Linked DNA regions of Homo sapiens: region 2 is linked to region 1. Evidence: read pairs that join two places in POLR2A ChIA-PET (ENCODE). Cell type or tissue: Panc1. All regions are shown on one strand. Each heading gives the region's core, and the rest is flanking DNA. Links, peaks and the distances in the headings are about the cores only. Region 1 has its middle 4.4 kb from the start of ZHX3. Region 2 overlaps ZHX3 (zinc fingers and homeoboxes 3).

Region 1 (2,806 bases), core at 75-2,574:
GCAAGGACCAGAAACCCATCAGACCAATTCAAGGAAAATAAAAGGGGACTTTATCTTTAGGCTTTGGGTGGGATGGATCTCACAGAGGCCAAGGGAAATAATTAGCTGGGATTTTGGATGGGCTGGAAGCAGAGTAAGGGGAGCCAGTATGACTCCAGCAAACTTGTTTTCTCTGCCTCCAGGTATTAATAATACAATGGGAAATGTGTCTACCAACCTCTCCCAAGTATGAGATACAATTCCAACTACCCAGAGACTAAAACTCCCTAATCATTCTAATCACAAAATCATGTAGAAAAGGCTCTAACTGACCCAACTTGTGGTAGGTACTCTCCTCCAGAACAGTCATGCCAGCTTACAGGCATGAAGTTCACCAGGAAGCCACCTCTGTGAATCAAGAAATGGCCAATTACCAGGAAAAGGGAAATTGTTTCTAGCTGAGGCGGTATCTTGAAAGAAGTCCCTCACAGAACTGCTGGTTCCACATAGTGGCAAAACCCCTGGGAAACATTTGGTAGTGACACAGGAAACAATTGTTGAGTTCTTGATTTCTGCATAGTAGGGAGGCCTTTTTTAAGTGGCAATAAAAAAAAAAGTTGTTTTTTTTTTGTTGTTTTGTTTTGAGACTGTGTCTTGCTCTGTCACCCAGGCTGGAGTGCAATGACATGGTCTTGGCTCACTGCAACCTCTGCCTCCCAGGTTCAAGTGATTCTCCTGCCTCAACATCTCAAGTAGCTGGGATTACAGGCGTGCACCACCACGCCTGGCTAACTTTTGTATTTTTAGTAGAGATGGGGTTTTGCCATGTTGGCCAGGCTGGTCTCGAACTCCTGACCTCAGGCAATCCACCAGCCTTGGCCTCCCAAAGTGCTGGGATTACAGGCATGAGCCACCATGCCTGGCCTGAAAGCTGTTTTTTTCCCAGCAAAAAAGGGGACAAAAACTGGGATGCTCTCCATAAGACCTCTGTAGGCACATGATAGGATTGTACTTCCTTACAATAGCTTGGATTTGTGAATAGCCATGTGACTTTCTTTGGTCAATAAAATGTGAGTAGAAGTACAGTCACACATTGCTTAATGACAGGGATATGTTCTGAGAAATGTGTGATTAGGTTATTGCTTCATTGTGCAAACATCATGCAGTGTACTTACACAACTTAGACGGTAAAGCCTACCATACTGAGGCTATATGGTATAACCTATTGCTCCTCGGTTACAAACCTGTACAGCATGTTACAGTACTGAATATTGTAGGCAGTTATAACACGGTGGTATACATCTGTGTATCTAAACATATCTAAACATAGAAAAGGTACAGTAAAAGTAGGGTATAAAATATTTTAAAATGGTACACTTGTACAGGGCACTTATGAATGGAGCTTGCAGGACTGGAAGTTGCTCTGGGTGAGTCAGTGAGGGAGTTGTGAGGGAATGTGCAGACCTAGTAAATTACTGTATGCCACTGTAGACTGTATACACACTATACACTTACTGCTAAATTTTTTTTCTTGAGACAGAGTCTCGCTCTGTTGCTGAGGCTGGAGTGCAATGGCGCCATCTCGGCTCACTGCAACCTCTGCCTCCTGGGTTTAAGCAATTCTCGTGCCTCAGTCTCCCTAGGAGCTGGGATCACAGGTGTGCACCACCATGCCAAGCTAATTTTTTATATTTTTAGTAGAGACAGCGTCTCAATATGTTGCCCAGACTGGTCTCAGACTCCTGGCCTCAAGTGATCTGCCTGCCTCGGTCTTCCATAGTGCTGGAATTACAGGAGTGAACCACTATGCCCGGCCATACTTACACTAAATTTAGTTTTTAAATGCTTTTATTTGGCTAGGCACAGTGGCTCATACCTGTAATCCCAACACTTCGGAAGGCCGTGGTGGGAGGATTGCTTGAGGGCAGGAGTTTGAGACAAACTGGGCAATACAGTGAGACCCCCCATCTCTACAAAAAAATGTAAAAATTAGCTGGGTGTAGTGGCACATGCCCATAGTCTCAGCTACTCAGGAGGCTAAGGTTGGAGAATCACTTGAGCCCAGGAGTTTGAGGCTGCAGTGACCTACGATCATGGCACTGCACACTAGCCTGGGTGACAGATGGAGAGCCCATCTCTTAAAAAAAAAAAAAGGAAAGGAAAATAAATAGGTAAAAAAAGATTTTCTTTAATAATTATCTTTAGCTTACTTTAACTTTTTTAGCTTATTGTACTTTTAAATATTTTTAACTTTTTGACTGTTTTGTAATAACACTTAGCTTTTTTTTTTTCTTGAGACCATCTCGCTATGTCACCTGGGCTGGAGTGCAGTGGTACAATCTCAGCTCACTGCAGCCTCAACCTCCCAGGCTCAAGCAATCCTCCCATCTCAGCTCCCCAAGTAGTTGGGAAATAACACTGAACTTAAAACACAAACCCACTGTACAGCTGTACATTTTCTTTCTTCATATTTTTGTTCTGTAAGCTTTTTTTCTTTTTCCTTTTTTTCTTTTTTTGAAACAGGGTCTCATTCCAACGCCCAGGCTGGAGTGCAGTGGAGTGATCTCAGCTCACTGTAACGTCCACCTCCCGGGTTCAAACAATTCTCCTGCCTCAGCCTCCCGAGTAGCTGGAATTACAGGTGTGTGCCACCATGCCTGGCTAATTTTTGTATTTTTAGTAGAGACAGTGTTTCACAATGTTGGCCAGGCTGGTCTCAAACCCCTGACCTCAAGTGATCCACCCGCCTTGGGTTCCCAACTATAAGCTTTTTTCTATTAACTTTTTTTTAACTTTTTAAGCTTTATTGTAAAAAGACGTATTAGCC
Region 2 (2,806 bases), core at 184-2,683, 110 kb before region 1:
CTTGGTAATATTTACTGTGGCCCTAGAGAAGCTGAATGGCAGTGCCTGTGAACATCAGGTTTGCCAGAGGAGAGGGAAGAGAGATGCAGACCTACTACCTGGAAGTAGCAACAACACAAAGGAAAAAGAGCATGAGCACACCAGAAGGCCAGGCAGCAGAACTCAGGAGAAGCTAACTGCAGAGCCCTAGCAACACAACACAAGCACTCCAGGCACAGGGCCAGAACTGCTATTTGTAATGGGGACTGGGATTCACTGAGGAAAAGGTATATAGTGTTCCTGGTATTTTACTTACTAAGGCTGAGAAGTGGACAACATGAAGATGGATTTGATTTTTGGCAATAGTCCCAATGTCATTCAAAATTAAGTCTTGGCCAGGCACAGCAGCTCACGTCTGTAATCCCAGCACTTTGGGAAGCCAAGGTAGGAAGATCATTTGAGGCCAGGAGTTCGGGATTAGCCTGGGCAACATAGAAATTGTAAAAAATTAGTCAGGAACAATGGTGTGTGCCTGTAGTCTCAGCTACTCAGGAGGCTGAGGTGGGAGGATCACCTGAGCCCAAGAGTTCAGAGTTACAGTAAGCAAGGATCATGCCACTGCACTCCAGCCAGGATGACAGAGCATGACCTTGTCTCTTAAAAAAAGAAAAATTAAGTCTCAAATTAGCCCTAAATTATCATTCGAATAAATGACTAAGAAGGGTACCACTGCTAACCATGTTCTGGGTAGATGGACCATTGACTATAAGCAATTACAAAAAAGCAGTAGTGGCAGCAGTGGCAGCCACAGCCAGTGTTTACTGAGTGTTTCATATTGTTGGAAGTGCTTTTATACACATCCCCTCATTTCACTCATAATAAACCCAAGAAAAGGCACTATAATTATTCTCATTTTACAGACAAGAAGGACAAGGCTCAGAAAAGTGCAGTGACTGCCTGGAGCGCACACAACTGGGAGACGACAGAAGCTGAATAAGAACCCAAGCAGTCTCGCTCCAGAGCCTGCAACTTCAACCACTCCACACAGTGAGCTCTCTGAGAAACCTCCAGATTGTTGCAATAAGGGCTACAGACCTCTTGAAGTAATATTTTCCTCCAGCATTTATTAAGAAAAAGTTCAAACAAATGGCAAAGTTGAAAGAGATTGACAGTGAACACCCATATCCCCACCACCTGGATGCTTACTAAGGTGGCTGTTTTTAGCAACATTACCCATTTAGGTAAGCTTGGGTTTATTTGTTATGTATTTTTAAAGGGGTTAAAAATGGTGCTTAAACAGCAAAGTTCTAATTATCTAGAAAATCATTCATCCAAAAGACACTCATGGAGCATGTCTGATAAATGAGGCACTACCATGTGGAAACATGCTATTGTCTAAGTCAAGCCCTAGTGAAGTGAGCTGATAGAAATGTAAGGTGCGGCCAAAAGAGATTCAGAAGGAAAGGCCAGGTGATGTTTGCATTTTGTCATTTTTGTACAATCCTTTACATGCCCCATCTTGAAACCTTCTGCCTTGTAAATGGATCTTTAAATGGGGCCAGAGCAGTGGCTCACACCTATAATCCCAGCACTTGGAAGGCCGAAACGAGTGGATCACTTGAGGTCAGGAGTTTGAGACCAGCCTGGCCAACAACATGGTGAAACCCCGTCTCTACTAAAAACACAATAAATTAGCCAGGTGTGGTGATGTGTGGCTATAATCCCAGCTATCGGGAAGCTGAGGCAGGAGAATCACTTGAACCCAGGAGGCAGAGATTGCAGTGAGCCAAGATCGCACCACTGCACTCCAGCCTGGGACACAGAGTAAGGCTCCGTCTCAAAAAATAAATAAATACAAATAAAAATAAAAATAAATAAATGGAAAAATAAAAACAAAAGTGCATAACTTTTTTTAAAAATCTGTCTTTGGGAATTGGTAATTGCTCAATTCACTAAATTAGCAAAGCTATAGTTAATAGCCACTATATTTCAGCACTGCAGTATACATATGTGAGTTTTTTAGATAAAAATCTTAAAGTGTTTATCTTTAAATTATAGACTGAATTAGGAACTTTAAAAAATTCTGAGGAATGAATTGGAAGAACAGTAAGAATTCAATGAAGGAATTCAAATACTTAGAAAGTAACTCTTGACAGACTCTTCCAAGCGTTATGATAGTCAGCCTGCAGCCCTCTTGAACATATCACCCAGTATTTATCATTAAAAACGGAAATAGGCCAGGCGCGGTGGCTCACGCCTGTAATCCCAGCACTTTGGGAGGCCAAGGAGGGTGGATCACAAGGTCAGGAGATCGAGACCATCCTGGCTAACACGGTGAAACCACGTCTCTACTAAAAAAAAAAAAAAAAAAAAAATACAAAAAAATTAGCTGGGCATTATGGCGGGCGCCTGTAGTCCCAGCCACTCAGGAGGCTGAGGCAGGAGAATGGAGTGAACCCAGGAGGCGGAGCTTGCAGTGAGCAGAGATGGCGCCACTGCACTCCAGCCTGGGCGACAGAGCGAGACTGTCCAAAAAAAAAAAAAAAGGAAATAATGGTAGAAGTTGACAGAATTACAGAAACATAACTATAGTGGGAGATTTTAAGATAATATTCTAAAGATCAAGTGGACAAAGAAAAAAGATGTAAAGAATGTGACTACTATGAGGTTGATCTGACAGACATGAATATAGTCTTGAGTATTCTATAGTAATTGACTTCACATTCTACACCATGAAACACATTTAAAAGTTACTCGTGATGTATAACAGACCATAAATAAACCTCAACCCATTCCAAAATAAAAATTCATAGGTAGCATTCCACTA

Evidence for each region. ChIA-PET counts read pairs that join two places held together with the same protein. Peaks named below come from ENCODE experiments on the same cell type or tissue, not always from the same donor. Only the 100,000 strongest peaks of a DNase experiment are listed, where the experiment ranks them.
Region 2: POLR2A ChIA-PET joins it to region 1 with 5 read pairs; 5 of 35 experiments call an interaction of 5 or more read pairs at or near these places.

What each region holds. Positions count from the first base shown.
Region 1 is chr20:41,320,716-41,323,521 of GRCh38, forward strand. No RefSeq gene overlaps it. Among named protein-coding and RNA genes, the nearest start is that of ZHX3, 4.4 kb to the left of the region's middle. In Panc1, for the core only: no CTCF peak of the experiment used is centred there; a DNase peak (open chromatin) is centred at 1,143.
Region 2 is chr20:41,213,439-41,216,244 of GRCh38, forward strand. The region is part of intron 2 of ZHX3 (zinc fingers and homeoboxes 3); the gene reads right to left. Among named protein-coding and RNA genes, the nearest start is that of MIR6871, 46 kb to the left of the region's middle. In Panc1, for the core only: no CTCF peak of the experiment used is centred there; no DNase peak of the experiment used is centred there.